Regions from separate parts of the Homo sapiens genome. Here region 1 is linked to region 2. A link is an interaction called in ENCODE POLR2A ChIA-PET data of the cell type or tissue named here. Cell type or tissue: GM12878. All regions are shown on one strand. Each heading gives the region's core, and the rest is flanking DNA. Links, peaks and the distances in the headings are about the cores only. Region 1 overlaps CLIP2 (CAP-Gly domain containing linker protein 2). Region 2 overlaps LAT2 (linker for activation of T cells family member 2).

What was found. Peaks named below come from ENCODE experiments on the same cell type or tissue, not always from the same donor. Only the 100,000 strongest peaks of a DNase experiment are listed, where the experiment ranks them.
Region 1: POLR2A ChIA-PET joins it to region 2 with 5 read pairs; 14 of 35 experiments call an interaction of 5 or more read pairs at or near these places.

Annotation. Positions count from the first base shown.
Region 1 is chr7:74,360,379-74,368,378 of GRCh38, reverse strand. It overlaps CLIP2 (CAP-Gly domain containing linker protein 2), which reads right to left. Exons shown (of 17, transcript NM_003388.5): 8 at 4,064-4,124. Among named protein-coding and RNA genes, the nearest start is that of CLIP2, 75 kb to the right of the region's middle. RefSeq lists enhancers at 2,675-3,544, 3,545-4,416. In GM12878, for the core only: no CTCF peak of the experiment used is centred there; no DNase peak of the experiment used is centred there.
Region 2 is chr7:74,211,203-74,222,885 of GRCh38, reverse strand. LAT2 (linker for activation of T cells family member 2) reads right to left here. Exons shown (of 14, transcript NM_032464.3): 2 at 7,876-8,064; 3 at 6,817-6,939; 4 at 6,022-6,061; 5 at 3,099-3,142; 6 at 2,878-2,926; 7 at 2,632-2,669; 8 at 2,267-2,302; 9 at 2,152-2,182; 10 at 1,194-1,249. The coding sequence starts at 6,910. Among named protein-coding and RNA genes, the nearest start is that of LAT2, 7.0 kb to the right of the region's middle. RefSeq lists enhancers at 1,949-2,797, 5,427-6,383, 9,807-9,866, 9,997-10,076. In GM12878, for the core only: no CTCF peak of the experiment used is centred there; a DNase peak (open chromatin) is centred at 5,075; H3K4me3 peaks cover 2,695 bases; H3K27ac peaks cover 5,324 bases.

The sequences.
Region 1 (8,000 bases), core at 1-8,000, 150 kb before region 2:
GGCCCGGCTAAGTTTTTGTATTTTTACTAGAGACGGGGTTTCACTATGTTGGTCAGGCTGGTCTCAAAGTCCTGACCTCATGATCCGCCCACCTCGGCCTCCCAAAGTGCTGGGATTACAGGCGTGAGCCACCGCGCCCGGCCTTTATTTTTTATTTTTTGAGACAAGGTCTTGCTCTTGCTTTGTTGCCCAGGCTGGAGTACAGTGGTGTGATCACAGCTCACTGCAGCCTCAACTGCCCGGACTCAAGCGATCCTCCCACCTCAACCTCCCGCGTAGCTGGGACCATAGGCATGCATTACCATACCTGGATAATTTTTCCATTTTGGGTAGAGACAAGGTCTCCCTATGTTGCCCAAGCTGGTCTCGAACTTCTGGGCTTAATCAATCCTCCCGCCTTGGCTTCCCAAAGTGCTTGGATTACAAGCATGTGCCACCATGCCCGCATTTTTAAAAAATATTTTTGTAGAAACACGGTCTTGCTATGTTGCCCAGGCTGGTCTCAAACTCCTGGGCTCAAGCAACCTTCCTGTCTCAGGCTCCCAAAGCACTGGGATTACAGGTGTGAGCCACCATGCCCAGCCAACTGTGTGGATTTGGGGGCCAATATCTGAGATGGGAACCGTAAGGGGGGTGGTGTTAGGGGAGGCCTGGATAGATGTGGTTAGGACATGTTCAATTTGGGCTGTGGTCCTGGGTTGAATAGTGACTTCTTAAATTTCATGCCCACTCAGAACCTCAGAATGTGACCTTAGCCAGGCATGGTGGCTCCCACCTATAATCCCAGAACTTTGAGAGGCTAGGGTGGGAGGATCGCTTGAGCTCAGAAGTTTGAGACCAGCCTGGGCAATATAGTGAGAACCCATCTGTATAAAAATTAAACAAAATAGGCCAGGCATGGTGGCTCACGCCTGTTATCCCAGCAGTCTGGGAGTCTGAGGCGGGCGAATCATGAGGTCAGGAGATTGAGACCATCCTGGCTAACACGGTGAAACCTCGTCTCTACTAAAAATACAAAAAATTAGCCGGGCATGGTGGTGGATGCCTGTAGTCCCAGCAACTTGGGAGGCTGAGGCAGGAGAATGGCATGAACCCGGGAAGGGGAGCTTGCAGTGAGCAGAGATTGCGCCACTGCACTCCAGCCTGGGTGACAGAGCGAGACTCCATCTCAAAAAAAAAAAAATTTTTTTTAAACAAAATAAAGAACAAATGTGACCTTCTTTGGAATAGGGTCTTGCACATGTAGTTAGTTAAAATGAGGTCATACTGGATTAGGACTGGATTAGAGTGGGCCCTAAATCCAGTGACTGCTGTCTTCATAAGATGTTCAAGTAAAGTGCCACACAGGCAAGGCAGCAAAGTGACAGGAGGCAGGGACTGGCCTGATGCAGTTATACAGGCCAAGGAGCATCAGGGGCTGCCGGCAATCCTCCTGGAAGCTAGATTGGAATAGATTCTCCAACACCTTGATTTCAGGCCTTTTTTTTTTTTTTTTTTTTTTTTGAGAAGGAGTCTCACTCTGCTGCCCAGGCTGAAGCGCAGTGGCGCAATCGCGGCTCACTGTAACTGCCGCCTCCCAATTTCAAGTGATTCTCCTGCCTCAGCCTCCGGAGTAGCTGGGATTAGAGGCGCCCGTCACCATGCCCAGCTAATTTTGTATTTTCAGTAGAGACGGTGTTTCACCACGTTGGCCAGGCTGGTCTCAAACTCCTGACCTCAAGTGATCCGCCGCTTTGGCCTCCCAAAGTGTTGGGATTACAGGCGTGAGCCACCACGCCCAGCCTTTATTTTAGACTTCTGGCTTCCAGAACTGCGAAAGCATATGTTTGTGCTGTTTTAAGCCACACATTTGTGGCTGTGCATTATTGCAGCCCCAGGAAATTGATACAGGTGCTTGCTTCTTCCTCAATTGGGTGGAGATGTCAAATGGGCATGGTACAGGGAGCTTGGGGAAGACTGTGGATCTTACAGGGGCTCATTCCAGGGCATGGAGGCCACAGACTGGAAGCTCTCAGGGTGAGTGTGGACAAGGGGTGAACGGACCTGGGACTGAGCCCTTGGATGGGACAATGTTCAGAGATTAGGAAGGAGGAGACGCCAGCAGAGGAGGCTGGGGAGTTGGAATGGGGGCATCTCATTGTGTAGTTGGGGCAGTGTGGACAGGAGGGAAGACCATGAGCCTGATAACCTTCTGGGGGTTTTGCAATAAAGACAGGCAGAGAGGTGGGGTGATAAAGCGGAGGGGGCCAGGAGGTCAAGGAGGGGCTCTGGCTTTTATTTCTGACTTTTAAGATGGGTGGGGGCCAGATGTGATGGCTCATGCATGTAATCCCAGCCCTTTGGGAGGCTGAGGCAGGATTGCTTGAACCTAGGAGTTTGAGACCCACTTGGGCAACATAGCGAGACCCTGCCTGGGCAACATAGTGAGACCCAGCCTCTACAAAAAAAAATACAAAAATTAGCTGGGTGTGGTGGCACACGCCTGTAGTCCTAGCTACTTGGGAGGCTGAGGCAAAGCATCACTTGAGCCCAGGAAGTGGAGGCTTCAGTGAGCCCAGATGGTGCCACTGTACTCCAGCCTGGGCAACAGAGTGAGATCCTGTCTCCAAAAAAGAAAAAAAAGGGTGGGGATGAGGGGATGAGTGGGACTTTGGTCATTTTGCCTTCTGGTTGCCATGAATATGATCACAATTCAGTTTGCTACAATAAAACGTTGCATGGGGAATTCTGCAGCCCTTTGGACTGACTTAGCTGTCACTGTCTGTCCCGCCCCCTGCCTCTCCCAGCCAGGGCCGGCTGGATCCGGGGTGGACCCCTATCCAGAGCCAGCCAGCCCATTGGCTATCCCTGGGACCAATCAGAGCCTCTCTCAATGACAGCTGGTAGGTAGTGGGCGGGGCTGGGAGAAGAGCAGAGCCGAGAAACACAGTGGGAAACAGACAGGAGGAGCCTGACCTCAGACACAGATCGGAAGGAGACCCTGAGTAAGGGGCACATGGATGGGCTTAGCTCCCGATGCTGTTTCTGGCTCCAGTCCCCTGAAATGCCTGCCCTTGGAGGCTGTGACCTTTCCTACAGCCCTTCAGTAAGCCCCCATGGTGACTGCAGCTGGCACAGGGGGGTCTCTGTTCCTGGCAAATACAGGTGCTTTTCCCAGAAGTCCATCCAACCCCTGCAGGAGAGCAACTGCCAATGGAAAAGTCAGCCAGGAGCAACCACATGGCCTGCCCCTTGGCCAAGAGGGAAACTTAATTAGAACATGCTGAGCTGGGCTGAGGCTCTGACGCTGGGTTGTGCCCCAACATCCATTCTTTTTTTTGAGACAGTCACACACACACACACACACACACACACACACACACACACACACACACACACACACACAACAAAAAACAGGCGCAATCATAGCTCACTGCAGCCTCCATCTCCCAGATTCAAGCGATCCTCTAGCCTCAGCCTCCCTGAGTAGCTGGGACCACAGGTGCACATGACCATGCTTGGCTAACTTTTTAAATTTTTTGTAGAGATGGGATCTTGCTACGTTGCCCAGGCTGGTCTTGAACTTCTGGGCTCAAGTGATCCTCTGCCTTGGCTTCCTGAAGTGCTGGGATTATAGGTGTGAGCCACCATACCCAGCTCCCTTGGTCTCTGAGCCTCAGTTTTCCTACCTATAAATTCTGTGACTCAGCAAGCTACTTTCAGCCAAAATTTTACCTGGAATCCAAGATGAACGAAGGGGCACCTTTAGGGCTATTGCCTAAGAAGAAGGGACAGGGGACCTCAGCCACTCTATCCTGGGGCCCAGCCCCCCATCTGCCCTGCCCTGGGTTCGTCCTGCCCACCCCATCCAGCTGCTGACACGGGGAGCACAGCTTCCCTGGGGGGCTCCTGGGGCTGAGCCACTAACACCTCAGACATCAGACCTTTGATCCTTCCCCATTTTCCCCCCCAGCCCCTTCCCCGGGGGGGCCTAGAGGTGCTGCTGGACCTCACAACCATCTGCCCTAGCAAGGGCCAGGCACCGGTGCTAAGTGTGCCCAGGGAAGGGGCCTCTGACTGTTACCTCCAGGTCTCCCTTGGTGATGGACTCCTCCTCCACGCGGAACTGCAGATCCTCCACCTTCCTGCAGGGGAGGGAAAGAGGTGGCTGACCTGGCTTTGCCCAGAGCAACGGGATTCACCGAATGAGCAACAGCAGAGAGAGGCAAGGCCATGAGAATGGCCCAGAATCCAGAGGCGAGGCCATCAAAATGTCCCACAGTCCTGGAAAGCTCTAGACCTCCCAACCTGCTGACCTGCACTCTAGGAAGAACCACCAATAACTCCAGAATGGCAGTGTTTAAGGCAACACCCTTCCTCCCCAGGGTGGTGGGAAATAAAATAAAGGGCAGGGTGGCCCGGGGATGTGAGTGACAACACTGTTTTCTTTCCTTCTTTCTTTCCTTCCTTCCTTCCTTCCTCCCTCCCTTTTTTTTTTTTTTTTGAGACAGAGTCTCGCTCTGTTGCCCAGGCTGGAGTGCATTGGTGTGATCTCGGCTCACTGAGGCCTCTGCCTCCACGGTTCAAGCAATTCTCCTGCCTCAGCTTCCTGAGTAGCTGGGATTACAGGCATACATCACTGGGCATGCAACCTCAATAAAAAATTTTTGTAGTTTTAGTAGAGACAGGGTTTTAACATGTTGGCCAGGCTGGTCTCGAACTCCTGGCCTCAAGTGATCTGCCCACCTCAGCCTCCCAAAGTGCTGGGATTACAGGCGTGAGCCTCCGCGCCCAGCTGACAACACTGTTTTCATCACTGCGGGGAACAGACACTACCACAAGGAACAACCTGTGGGGAGGAAGGAAAGGAGAGAAGGAAAGTGGGCTTCCTTTGCTGTTGATCTTGTTCTCATCACAGGCCTCAAAACTGGGGGTCAGAGACCCAATCCCCACTCCCAGGGCTGCCCCTGGATGTGGAATGCCCAGGCATCAGGGCTACCCTCAGGGAGACACACTCTGTCACACACCTGTCAAGACAGCGCAGGGGAGAGACACAGGCCCACCCCACCTTACAGCCACACATAGGAACTCAAGGCTGGGCCAGTTGCAGTGGCTCACGCCCGTAATCCCAACACTTTGGGAGGCCAAGGTGGGCGGATCACCTGAGGTCGGGAGTTTGAGACCAGCCTGACCAACATGGAGAAACTGTCTCTACTAAAAATACAAAATTAGCGGGGCGTGGTGGCGCATCCCTGTAATCTCAGCTACTCAGGAGGCTGAGGCAGGAGAATGGCTTGAACCCAAAAGGCAGAGGTTGCGGTGAGCTGAGATCGTGCCATTGCACTCCAGCCTGGGCAACAAGAGCGAAACTCCATCTTGGGGGAAAAAAAAAAAAGCTCAAAGCTGCTCTTCCTAGGGCCTCCTAACAGCTCTCGGCATAGCAATGAGGAATGAGGCCCAGAGAGGGCAGGCGACCTGCCGAAGGCCACACAGCAAGCACAGGACAATGCAGAGACTTGCACCCAGGCCCCTTCTGAACAAAACTCCATGATGCCTTGTGTTTGTGGCTGAGCACAGTGGCTCCTGCCTATAATCCCAGCACTTTGGGAGGCCGAGGCGGGTGGATCACTTGAGTCCAGGAGTTCAAGACCAACCTGGCCAACATGGTGTAACCCTGTCTCTACTAAAAATATAAAAATTAGCCAGGCATGGTGATGCGCACCTGTAGTCCCAGCTACTTGGGAGGCTGAGGCAGGAGAATTGCTTGAACCTGGAGGTGGAGGTTGCAGTGAGCCGAGATCACACCACTGTACTCCAGCCTGGGTGACAGAGCGAGACTCTGTCTAAAGAAACAAAAAAAAAAAAAAAAAAGAAAAGAAAAAGAAAAAAAGATCTGTGTTTGTTGGCGTCAGGCACATCGCCATGGGAACCAGATGTGTAGGCCACTATGGCTGTCTCAGGCAAATATAAATACACCCTCATCTCCCTGAATCCGACAGTAACAACAGCTTATGGAGCGCAGGTGCCAGCTGAAAGCCCACAGAACAGACCCAAGTGGGGGTGTTGGGGATGGGGGCTGGCTGCTGCCTGGGGACAGGGGAGGGAGATGTAGGTATCTGGGCATCATCTAGGAGGTAGAGAGGATCCCAGGCCAAGGCAAACCTCTGTCCACTGTCAGCTTTGTGTCCTACAAGGAGGTGACCCAGGACCAAGTCGGCCAGAGTCCCCACCGCCTGGTGTCTTTGGTTGGAGGGCTGCAGGGGAGATGGGTCCCACTTGTGACTTTTTTTTTTTTTTTTTGAGGCGGAGCCTCGCTCTGTTACCCAGCTGTACTGTAGTGGTGTGATCTCGGTTCACTGCAACCTCCACCTCCTGGGTTCAAGCGATTCTCCTGCCTCAGCCTCCCGAGTAGCTGGGATTACAGGCACCTGCCACCATGCCCAGCTAATTTTTGTATTTTTAGTAGAGACAGGGTTTCACCACGTTGGCCAGGCTGGTCTCAAACTCCTGACCTCAGGTGATCCGCCTGCCTCGGCCTCCCAAAGTGCTGAGATTACAGGCATGAACCACTGCATCTGGCCTTGAAAGCGATGACACCAGCGAAGCACACAGCACAGGGCTGACACCTGGACACAGGGCATTTCAGGAGTCCCTTGGCTGCTGTTTCTCTTAACTTCAGTTTCCTGATGTGTAAAATGAGAATGGATACAAAAAATTAGCTGGGCATGATGGCGTGTGCCTGTAGTCCCAGTTACCTGGAAGGCTGAGGTGGGAGGATCGCATGAGCCCAGAAGGTTGAGGCTGCAGTGAGCCATGGCCAAACCACTGCACTCCAGCCTGGGTGACACAGTGAGACCCTGTCTCAAAAAAGAAAAATAAAGGAGGCTGGGCGCGGTGGCTCACGCCTGTAATCCCAGCACTTTGGGAGGCTGAGGCAGGTGGATCACCTGAGATCAGGAGTTTGAGATCAGCCTGGCCAACATGGTAAAACCCCATCTCTACTAAAAATACAAAAATTAGCAGGGCTTGGTGGCCATGCCTGTAATCCCAGCTACTCGGGAGGCTGAGGGAGGAGAATTGCTTGAACCTGGGAGGTGGAGATTGCAGTGAGCCGAGATCGCACCATTGTACTCCAGCCTGGGCAACAAGAGCAAGACTCTGAAAAAAAGAAAGAAAAAGGGAGGGAGGGAGGGAAGGAAGGAAGGAAGGAAGGAAGGAAGGAAAGAAGGGAGGGAGGGAGGGAGGGAAGAAGGAAGGAAGGAATGAATGGAGGGAGGGAGGGAGGGAAAAAAGGGGAAATGGATTCCCAGGACAGGAGCTGTGAGCTCCACTCACAGGTCTCAGTCCAGGGTTGGGGAGGGGCGCACTGTGAGTGTGAACTGGCTCATGGTGGAGGGGTGGGGCATTCAGCCTTCTTCCTGGTGCACGGCTCCCCAGGGACACCTGGTGTGATAACCAGCCTCCCTTCCACCACCCCCAGCCTATTCCTCTTCTCAATATTCTGCTGGAGAGTGCAGGAACAGTGAACTCTATGCAATGAACAAATGCGGTGTTCCAAGGCCAGGCACAACGGTTCATGCCTGCACTTTGGGAGGCCGAGGCGGGTGAATAGCCTGAGGTCAGGAGTTCGAGACTAGCCTGGCCAATGTGCCAAAACCCCATCTCTACAAAAAATACAAAAATTAACCAGGCGTGGTGGGGGACGCCTGTGGTCCCAGCTACCCAGGAGCCTGAGGTGGGAGGAGCACTTGAACCCTGGAGGTCAAGGCTGCAGTGAGCTGTGATTGTGGCTCTGTACTCCAGCCTGGGTGACAGAGTGAGACCCTGTTTCAAAAAAATTTTTAAAAATGTGGTGTCCCTCTGTGCCCGGCACCGTGCTGGGTGCTTTACTCCAGTTATATGAAGAGTTCTCCCAACTGCCTGCAGAAGACAGGACCAACACCTCACTTTACAGATAGGAAGACTGAGGCCCAAGAGTTAATGTCACCAGTCCAGGGTGACACAGCCAGAGGCAGTGACAG
Region 2 (11,683 bases), core at 1,840-9,839:
TGAGCACTGCCAGCCTGGCGGGGTGGCTCATGCCTGTAATCCCAGCACTTTGGGAGGCCAAGGCGGGCGGATCACCTGAGGTCAGGAGTTCAAGACCAGCCTGGCCAATATGGTGAAACCCTGTCTCTACTAAAAATACAAAAAATTAGCCAGGCGTGGTGGCAGGCGCCTGTAATCTCAGCTACTCGGGAGGCTGAGGCAGGAAAATCGCTTGAACCCGGGAGGCGGAGGTTGCAGTGAACCAAGATCGTGACATTGTACTCAACCTGGGTGACAGAGCAAGGCTGTGTCTCAAAAAAAAAATGGAGGTGGCAGTGGTGGGGGGCAGAAGAGGACCCCCCAACACCATGGTCCTACCCAGTATGGTCCAGGCAGGAGCCAGGTCATGGAGCTGGATTCAAACCGCAGGCCCATGCACCTCTCAGCAGGCACTGCCCACCCTGAGTCCTCAGTTGCCCTTTTTTGGGGGGATTTTTTTTTTTTTTGAGATGGAGTCTCACTCTGTTGCCCAGGCTGGAGTGCAATGGTGCGATCTTGGCTCACTGCAGCCTCCGCCTCCCGGGTTCAAGCAATTCTCCTGTCTCAGCCTCCCAAGTAGCTGGGATTACAGGCATGTGCCACCATGCCTGGCTAATTTTTTTTTTTTTTTTTTTTTGTATTTTTGTAGAGATGGGGTTTCACCATGTTGGCCACACTGGTCTTGAACTCCTGACCTCAGGTGATCCACCCACCTTAGCCTCCCAAAGTGCTGGGATTACAGGGGTGAGCCACCACACCCGGCCTCTCAGTTGCCCTTCCTATAAAGCAAAGGCATTCAGCGACCAGGTTTCTGGTGGCCTCAGAGCCTGCAGGGATCACCATCCCAGGTACCTTCTGGGGTCAGGAGAAGATGCTCAGTCCTCGTTGACAAGGACCTGGCCTCCCCCCACCTCCCCAAGCCAGCCCTCTAGTTCCCTGCCCTGTGGCCCACTCCTCTCTCCCACGCCCTGTGCCCACAGCTCTCCCACGCTGACCCGCCCGCCCCCTATCCCTTCTTGGCCCCCGCCTGCAGCACCAGCCTCCTTCTGTCCACCCAACCGGCTCTGCCGATTTACCCGAACCCAGGCCCAGCCTCCTCTCCTGCCTGGAGGTATGGCTTCTGCCCTGAGCTCCCACACCACTTCCTCCACCTCCGGCTTTGTCCTTCGCCTCACCTTCTGGGGGCTTCGAGAACCGCCCCCAGTTGTAATACTCCATGGCAATGGGGTCTCTGGCCAAGAAAACATATACAACACAGGTTTCAGGGCAGGCTGGAGATCGGGTTGGGGGCTCCATAAGGGGGCGGTGAGGCCAGGGCTGCTCCCACCATTGCTCCTCTTGGGGGCCATGGGGGTCTGCCAGGATCTCCTCTCTGATTCCCCCACCCCCACTTCCTGGGACCCCTGAGCCACCAGGGGCTGGAGCCACTTTTTTTTTTTTTTTTTTTTTTTTTTTTTGAGACAGAGTCTCTGTCACCCAGGCTGGAGTACAGTGGCATGATCTCGGCTCACTGCAACCTCAGCCTCCCAGGTTCAAGCGATTCTCCTGCATCAGCCTCCCGAGTAGCTGGGATTACAGGCACGCACCACCATGCCTGGCTAATTTTTTATTTTTAGTAGAGATGAGGTTTCACCATGTTGGCGAGGCTGGTCTTGAACTCCTGGCCTCAGGTGATCTGCCTGCCTTGGCCTCCCAAAGTCCTGGGATTACAGGCATGAGCCACCGCACCTGGTGAGCCACCTTGCTATGTGACCTTAGGCCATTCCCCATCGTTTGCCCATCTGTGAGATGATGCAACACCCCCGAGGGATTCTGGGTGTCCTGTAGCTTGTCTTTGACTGGGTGATGCTGAATGAGTCTCTATCCCCCGCCCCTGACACTCTGTGTCCCAGAGCAGGGCAAAGTCCAGTCCCCCAAACCCAGGGTTACCTAAGAGACAACAGTGTCGCCCAATGCCTGCCTGCCAGGAGAAGGAGGGGAACCTGGATGCCTCGTTCTAGTGCAAGAGGTGGTTCCTGGACCAGGAAGCCCAGGGCTGTGGCAGGCAGGTGGGGCAGGGGGAGAGGTGGGGCAGGGGGAGAGGTGGGGCAGGGGGAGAGGCGAGGCAGGGGGGACAGGATCAAGGTCACTCACATGTAGGCTTCCTCCGACCCGTGTCTGCTTCCTGCGGGAGGAGGCGAGAATTGGGCCTGAGCCCCTGGGTGTGGCCCCCACCATGGCCTCCCCCTTTCTCCAGGAGCCTACCTACCTTTGCTGAAGTTCTGGTACCTGGAAGATGCTGGATCTGGAAGAAAGACCCAGCTAATTGCTTTCTCCCCTGGCCCCTGCTTTGCACCCAGCTCGGGTGCTGCAGCCCAAGGCAGGGCCAGCTATTTCCCGTGTCTGAGCCTTTGCAGTGCTCCCTGTCCCCTCAGTGGGGCATGTGCGAGTGTGCACCCTCCCCCTGCCAGGCCGATTCCAGGAGCCTGCCCTGCCCCAGCCTGTGTGTCTCTCCTGGGGAGGCCTCGCCTGGCCCCGCAGCCCCCACTGCACGACGCCTGTCCCATGGGGTTTTCGCCTGTCTTAGTCCCAGCTTGGCTAGGCCTGTCCCTGTCCCTGCCCTGTGCCACTCACCCTCCAGGCTGGGGTAGAATTGCAACAGCTTGTCCTTCCTGCAGGGAGGGGGAAGGAGGGAGTTAAAGGAGGGGCTGTAGGGGAGAGGCCCCCCAGGACACATCCCCCCATACCCCTTGTGGGGCCTTCATAGCTGAGCCCTGGAGCTCTGGGACTCGGGGAGGGAGGGAGGTCTTGACCTGGGCTCACCAGGTGAGGACCTCCAGGACTTTCATTCTTGTCACTTCCTGGGGGACTGTGACCTACCTTGTGGGTGCCATGTCCGCCAGGGGTCCTGGCCATGCCTGCCCGACCACTACAAAGGGCAAGAAGTGGGGTGTTGGCTGGGCCCCCAGCTAGCCCAGCCCCCTCACCCCATCATCCCCCCACATCAGGCCTGGCCACGGTCTCAGGTCAATGGGGACCGAGATAACTTGATAGGGACACCCCCAACCCAGAGCCCAACCCGGGGACACTTGGAGACTCACAGGAGTAGGTCCGGGACCCCGTAAAGCTCTGTTGGTCCTCACGCCTGGAAATGCATGGGCTGTGCTGAGCCTGGGCCTGGACTCCCACAGCCCAAGAACACAGGGACAGGAGGGAGGGACAGGCAGGGATGAGGAGGGAAAGCAGAGGGACGGACTGGGGCGACAGTGGGGAGGAACTGCTGCCCTTTCAGGCCTCATTCTCACGGCTCCCCATGCTATCCCCATTCTCTGGCCCCTCCGTGCACTGGGTGCCCAACCCTCACACAGGGCCCTGGGCTGGAGCCCGGCTCTCAGCCAGACCCATCCCTGACATGGCCTCAACAGGGCCACATCCTGCCGGTGGGTCCCAGGCCCCTGGAGACGGGTCAGGAGGGGTCTGTGGACAGGGCTGTGGAGGTAGCCCTGAGATTCTGGGGCATGAGGGTGAATGAAGGCAGGTGCTCAGGGACCCAGCAATGACTTGGGGTAAATTATTTCAGCCAGGAGTGACGATGAGGCTGCCTCCCACCTGCTGGTCCCAGGGAGCGTTTGCAATTCCTTAAAAAAGCACACACTCACCCCGTCTCTACTAAAAATACAAAAAATTAGCCGGGCGCGGTGGCGGGCGCCTGTAGTCCCAGCTACTCGGGAGGCTGAGGCAGGAGAATGGCGTGAACCCGGGAAGCGGAGCTTGCAGTGAGCCGAGATTGCACCACTGCAGTCCGCAGTCTGGCCTGGGCGACAGAGCGAGACTCCGTCTCAAAAAAAAAAAAAAAAAAAAAAAAAAAAAAAAAAAAAAGCACACACTCTAGACCCGGCATGGTGGCTCACACCTGTAATCCCAGGGCTTTGGGAGGCCAAGGCAGGCGAATCACCTGAGGTTGGGAGTTCAAGACCAGCCTGACCAACATGGAGAAAACCCCGTCTCTACTAAAAATACAAAAATTAGCTGGGCATGGTGGCGCATGCCTGTAATCCCAGCTACTCGGGAGGCTGAGACAGGAGAATCGCTTGAAGCCAGGAGGCAGAGGTTGCAGTGAGCCAAGATCATTCTACTGCACTCCAGCCTGAACAAAAGTAAATGTGGCTCCATCTCTAAATAAATAAAGAAATAAATAATAGACTATTCCTAGCCTTCCTTGCACCAAAGTGTGGCCATGGATTAAGCTCTGGTCTATGAGATTCAAGCCAAGGTTGTTGATATTTCCAATAAATCTTTTTAAACGGGGGCACTGGCAACTGGGAGACACCCTTTGTATCCTTGTTCATTCTTTCTTCCTGCTGCTGGGAATGCAGAGATGAGGGCCGGCACCCCAGCTGCCATCTTGGACCATGAGGTGCTCTTGAAAATGGAAGCTGCCATTACAGATAATGGAGTGGATTAGCTCATTATTAAAGCAGGTTTGGGGGCTCCTCCTCTGAACCAGAATGGGTACCTGGCCCAGCCTTCCAAGCTCCTTGAAGACTGGGGCTCAGGGTGACCTGATTTAGGAGAGATACCCTAAATCCACAGGAGAGAGTCAGTCAGACGTGGCTTCCTGGGAGAAGCAACAGAGGAACGGAGCCTGTGCTCACAGCAGTCGCTTCATGCAGGCTGGTGGGACTGAGCCCAACCGAGGTGACAGATGGAGAGGCAGGCACAGGCATTCCAGGGAGAAGACCAAACAGCTCCCCTCCACCTCCCACATGGGGACGCTGAGTCTGGCCCTGACCATCTATGGCTCTAAGATCAATCAGGGGGCTGGGGGTGGGCAGGGCCTGAGGGGAGAGGGGAAGTGTCCGAGGAGTCAAGGGCATGGGGGGCATCGGGGGAGGTTGCAGGCGGCCAGAAAGCCACGTGGCCAGAAAGACCCAGAAAGGTCTAACCCTGGCCCACGATGAGCAAGGATGGGAAGATTCTATTTTCAAATCTCACTGTGGTTTTTCAGTTGCAAAAGGAAATGAGGAAGGATGTGTGTGCGGGTGTGCGTGTGTGGGTCATGAGTGACTGCTCGGGGGTGCACATGGACCTCCAAGGTTTCCTGGGCCCACAGCCATTCTCTTAATCAAAGGACACCTGTGGCCACTGCCCATGTGCCTGGGTTGTTCTGGGTTTCAGCCCCAGTCTGCAGTGTCGAACCCACTGCCCTTCCCTGGGTCTTTCTCACAGTCCTTCCCTGGTCCCCCGAGGGACTTGCCCACATCCTCCCCTGAGCTCCGGCAGTTTTTTCCAGGGGAGTCTCCGACAACGTTCACATTTCACCCTGTGCCGGGTTCTCTGTCTCTTGCATTGCAAGGGGAGAGCGGACTAGCCCCTGGGGATTGGGGTCAAAGGGAGGCTGAGGACACAGGTGCCTGGTGGACCTCTATTTTTTTTTTCTTTTCTTTTTTTCTTTTCTGAGACGGAATCTTGCTTTTTTGCCCAGGCTGGAGTGCAGTGGCACAATCTCGGCTCTCTGCAACCTCCACCTCCTGGGTTCAAGTGATCCTGCTGCCTCAGCCTCCAGAGTAGCTGGGAGTAGAGGGACCCACCACCACGCCCAGCTCATTTTTGTATTTTAGTAGAAATGAGGTTTCACCATGTTGGCCAGGCTGGTCTCAAACTCCTGACCTCAGGTGATCCACCTGCCTTGGCCTCCCAAAGTGCTGGGATTACAGGTGTGAACCATCGTGCCTGGCCAGATGCCTGGACTTCTGGAGGGGTTCACAGGCAAGCTGAAGAGTGGCTAGCCCCACAGCCCAGGCGTCCCCGCCTCCCAAAGCCCTCCCTAACCCAAGCTACAGCAGGGCCTGGACAGCCCCTGGACACTTTCTCTCCCTTCTCTGATGGCTAGGGACCCACTAGAACTTGGCACGGAGGAGGTGTGAGTGAAGGGGTGAAGGATGGGGTGCTAGGAATTCCCTTGAGGACGTCCATGCCCAGGGCACATGAATACACCAGGCTAGGGACATCGAGGCAACTCACAGACTTCTCTGCTGGTAGATTTTCTCTGACCTCTTTGCACCTGCAAGAAAAGGCCAGGATTAGCAAAGGGTCTGGGAGCAGCTGCGACCTGAGGTCAGACACCCCCCGCCATGTCTTGTCTCCAGCAGGACTCAGACAGGACTTGGGGGCCAAACTGTCAATCATCACCGGCCACCTGATATTAAAGAATATTTGGGACCAGGTGTGGTGGCTCCCTCCTGTAATTCCAGCACTTTGGGCCGAGGCGGGAGGATCACATGAGGTCAGCAGTTCGTGACCAGCCTGGCCAACATGGGGAAACCCCGTCTCTACTAAAAACACAAAAATTAGCCAGGCATGGTGGCAGGCACCTGTAGTCCCAGCTACTCAGGGGGTTGAGGCAGGAGAATCGCTTCAACCCGAGAGTTGGATGTTACAGTGAGCCAAGATTGCATCACTGCCCTCCAGCCTGGGAGACCAGAGCAAGACTCTGTCCAAAAAAAAGAAAAAAGGGTATTTGCTCACCCTTTTTTAGAAGAGGAGAGGCTAGAAAAGTGGATGCCACAGGCAACCTCGCCTCCCCTCCCTCGTCTGGGGCAATCTCTCTGGCTCGAGATACCACAGTTGACCCAGCAAAGCCAAAGCCCTCGGGTGCACCTGACCATTGTCTTCAGGGGGCAGTTTAGGGGTCAGGGGTCACATCACGAGGTTCATCTGACCACCTCTTCTGACCACAGCCACGTCTGGGCCTGAGAGGGCCTCTGAGATGCACTGTCCACACCTTCTCCCCATCACGTCCCCGAGACCCCCGCTTACCTGGGCGTGAGCAGCGCACACACAGACTGGCTGCCACCCCCAACAGCACCAGCAGCGCTGCTCCGGGCCACAGCAGTTCAGTCCCCGAGCTCATGTTGGCTCCTGGTGTTGCCTCTTGTGATGCTGAAATGGGAGGTGCCCGTGAGCAAGGGGCCCCTTTTTCAGGAATCCTACCCCACACCCCCACTGTGCTCGGACAGCCCCATACCTGAGCCTAGGCTGCGGAAACACCACCTCCCCTCCCCGCTCCTGCACTGGGCAAGGACAGAACCAGTCCTGTTCACCCCATGTGACCCCAAACCAACACCTCTGCCCTGTGGGCCATCTTCACCCTTGATAAGTGCTGGAAGGTTCTGGGGGCCCACAAGACAGCCCCATGTGCACGCACACAGCCCTACACACAGCCTCGCTTAATCTAGACAACTGCCCTTTGAGGACGAGGTTCACTGCATTTCACAAATCGAGAAACTGAGGCCAGAGAGCTCACGTCTGCTAAGTGGAAAGATGGGATTCAGGCCCCAGTGTCCTGCCCCTAACCCTGGCTCTGCCCATCAACCCACAGTGGGTTGCCTCCAGTAAACCCACCCTGGCTCCTGGAGGTGACAGTCTGTGGCCACCACTCACGCAGACGCACCCGGAAGCCCTCGCCCACCCCAGAGCAACTCAGGGCTCCTCTATGCTTCGCAGGACCCCTCTCTGCCCACCTCCTGCCTTGGGGTCCCCCCAGGACCTGGGAATGGGGCTTCCATTCCTGAAACAACTGCAAGCCCAGATTCTGCCTGTGGTGGGAGCTGGGAGGAGGGAGGTCAGGGAAGGCTTCTTGGAGGAGGTGGCCCAAGAGCATGATCCGCAGAGGGATGGGGCCCTAGGGCACTGCTGCAGGTGGCTGGGATGACATGAGCTGGGATGCCAAGGATGGGCTAAAGACAGGATGTTCAGAGGGAGGGAGCCCTGAATCTCTGGCTGGCACCTGACCGGCTTCTCGGTCTGTGGCTGGTCCCAGCCTTGGAGCCACAGCGTGATGACCAGGCCTCAGCAAAACATACGCACACCACCCACCGTGGCCTGGTGAATGGAGGCGTGGCCCTCTCGAGTGGGTTTCCAAGAACTGTTGCAACTAGGAACAGACCCTGGCCAGGAGCGGTGGCTCACGCCTATAATCCCAGCACGTTGGGAGGCCGAGGCAGGGAGGATCGCTTGAGATCAAGAGCTCCAGACCAGCCTAGGCAACACGGTGAAATTCCATCTCTACAAAAAAAATACAAAAAAAAAAAAAAATATATATATATATATTTATATATATATGTTTATATATATATATTTATATATTTTTATATATATTTATATTTTTATATATATTTATATATATTTATATATATTATTTTCATATATATATTTATATATATATTTTCATATATATATATTTTCATATATATATATATATATTCATATATATATTTATATATATTTTCATATATATATTTATATATATATTTTCATATATATATATTTTCATATATATATATATATATTCATATATATATTTATATATATTTTCATATATATATATTTATATATATATTTTCATATATATATATTTATATATATATTTTCATATATATATTTATATATATATTTTCATATATATATATTTATATATATATTTTCATATATATATATTTATATATATATTTTCATATATATATATTTATATATATATTTTCATATATATATATTTATATATATATTTTCATATATATATTTATATATATATTTTCATATATATATTTATATATATATTTTCATATATATATATTTATATATATATTTTCATATATATTTTCATATATATATTTTCATATATATTTTCATATATATATTTATATATATTTTCATATATATATTTTCATATATATATTTATATATATTTTCATATATATATTTATATATATATTTTCATATATATATTTATATATATTTTTTCATATATATATATTTATATATATTTTTTCATATATATATATATATACATATATATGGCTGCAGTGAGCTGTGATCATGCTACTGCACTCCAGCCTGGGCAACAGAGTGAGACTCCGTTTCAAAAAATAATAATAAGGAGACCTGGCCCCCTGGAGATGGCTGGGGACAGAGTTGAGGGTGGTGGGGTCTCTGAAGGGGTTGAGTATGGTGGGCATTTGTGGAGCCAACACTCCCGAGTGTCCACTCTCCCCCACCCGCCGTGTTCTTCCCACCCTGGCCACCAGTGAGGAGGGCTTCTCCCCATCCCACAGCTGGGGAAGGTGAGGCTTGGAGCAGTAAACAGGACTTAAAAGGGAGGAGCTCCAGCAGGGCGTGGTGGCTCACGCCTGTAATCCCAGCACTTTGGGAGGCCAAGGCGGGCAGATCACGAGGTCGGGAGTTCGAGACTAGCCTGACCAACATGGTGAAACCCCATCTCTACTAAAAATACAAAAATTAGCCGGGTGTGGTGGCACACGCCTGTGATCCCAGCTAATCAGGAGTCTGAGGCAAGAGAATCACTTGAACCTAGGAGGTGGAGGTTGCAGTGGGCCGAGATCATGCCACTGCACTCCAGCCTGGGCAACAGAGCGAGACTCCATCTCAAAAAAAAAAAAAAAAAAAAATGGCCGGGCACAGTGGCTCATGCCTGTAATCCCAACACTTTGGGAGGCTGAGGCGGGTGGTTCATGAGGTCAGGAGTTCAAGACCAGCCTGGCCAAGATGGTGAAACCCTGTGTCTACTAAAAAAGAATACAAAAAATTAGCCAGGTGTGGTGGTGGGCGCCTGTAATCCCAGCTACTCAGGAGGCTGAGGCAGAGAATTGCTTGAACCAAGGAGGTGGAGGTTGCAGTGAGCTGAGATCACGCCACTGCACTCCATCCAGCCTGGGCAACAAGAGCGAAACTCTATCTCAATAATAATAATAATAATAATGGAGGAGCTCCAGGCTGCCTACCTCCTGCCTTGGGATCCCCCTGAGGTCCACCAGGACCTGGGCTGTCCCCCTTGAAAGCTGTGTGGCTTTGGACAAGTCTCAGGACCTCTCTGGACTTCCCAAATCCCTGCGGTAAGATGACAGGGAATCTCCATGCGGCCCTGAGCCTCTGTAAGAGGCGCATCACAGAGAAGCCACCAGGCCTCTCCCCAAAAGCCAAGTGAGTCAGTGGGAACAAGTGAATTTCTGAGCCGTGTGACTGGCACGACCCACGTCACCCCGGGAGGTTGTCCGAGGAAAGCTCTGCTCTCTCTTCCCCATGGCCCGCCTGGGCACTGCCCTTCTCCCTCCTCGAAACTCTCCTTGCCTCAGTGCCCCCAACCCGGGGTGTACCCCCAACCCCTCCAGCATGGCCCAAGTTCATCTCAGGCTTGTGAGGTTGGAGCAACTTGTCTTGCAGGAGGGCTCATGGGACCAAATCTAGCCTCTGCCTGAGAGCCCCCCGCCTCAGTTTTCTCATCTATAAAATGAGGTCGGGCTGGGTACAGGGACTCACACCTGTAATCCCAATACTTTGGGAGGCTGAGACAGGAGGATCACTTGAGTTTGAGACCAGCTTGGCCAACATGGTGAAACCCTGTTTCTACTAGAAATACAAAAATTAGCCAGGCGTGGAGGTGCAAGCCTGTAATTCCAGCTACTTGGGAGGCTGAGGCATGAGAATCACTTGAACTCAGGAGGCAGTGAGTTGCAGTGAGCTGAGATCACGCCAGTGCACTCCAGCATGGGAGACAGAGTGAGACTCCATCTCAAAATAATAATAATAATAATAATAAATTAAATAAATGAATAAATAAAATGGGATCAGGCTGGGCGTGGTGGCTGACGCCTGTAATCTCAACACTGGGAGGCCGAGACAGGAGGATCGCTTGAGGCCAGGAGTTCGAGACCAGCATGGACGATGTAACAAGGCCCTGTCTCTACAAAAAAATGAAAAAATTAGGCAGGCGCAGTGGCACATGCCTGTGGTTCCAGCTACTTGGGACACTGAGGCAAGAGAATTGCTTGAGCCCAGGAGTTGGAAGCTGCAGTGAGCCAAGATCACACCACTGAACTCCAGCCTGGGTGACAGAGCAAGACCCCATCTCTAAAAACAAAAAATGAAATTTAACAAACAGTCATGTGTCTGCCCCCAGACTGAATACATCCTGCGCTGTTGGCCGGGTGCGGTAGTTCACACCTGTAATCCCAACACTTTGGGAGGCTGAGGCGGGCAAATCATCTGAGGTCAGGAGTTCAAGACCAGCCTGGCCAACATGGTGAAACCCTGTCTCTACTAAAAATAAAAAATTAGGCCAGGCACGGTGGCTCACACCTGTAATCCCAGCACTTTGGGAGGCCGAGGCAGGCAGATCACAAAGTCAGGAGATTGAGACCATCCTGGCTAACATGGCGAAACCCCGTCTCTACTAAAAATACAAAAAATTAGCCGGTCGTGGTGGCAGGCGCCTCTAGTCTCAGCTACTCGGGAGGCTGAGGCAGGAGAATGGCATGTACCCGGGAGGTGGAGCTTGCAGTGAGCCAAGATTGCACCACTGCACTCCCAGCCTGGGAGACAGAGCAAGACTGTCTCCAAAAAATAAAAAATAAATAAAAAATAAAAAATTAGCCAGGTGTGGTAGCACGTGCCTGTAGTCCCCAGCTACTTGGAAGGGTAAGGCAGGAGAACTGCTTGAACCTGGGAGGTGGAGGTTGCAGTGAGCCGAGATCACGCCACTGCACTCCAGCCTGGACAACAGAGTGAGACTCCGTTTAAAAAAATTCTGTGCTCTCTCTCTGTCTCTGTCTCCCTTTGTGTCTCTGTCTCGCTCTCACTTTCACTCTCCCATCCAGGTTCTGAAAGCAGG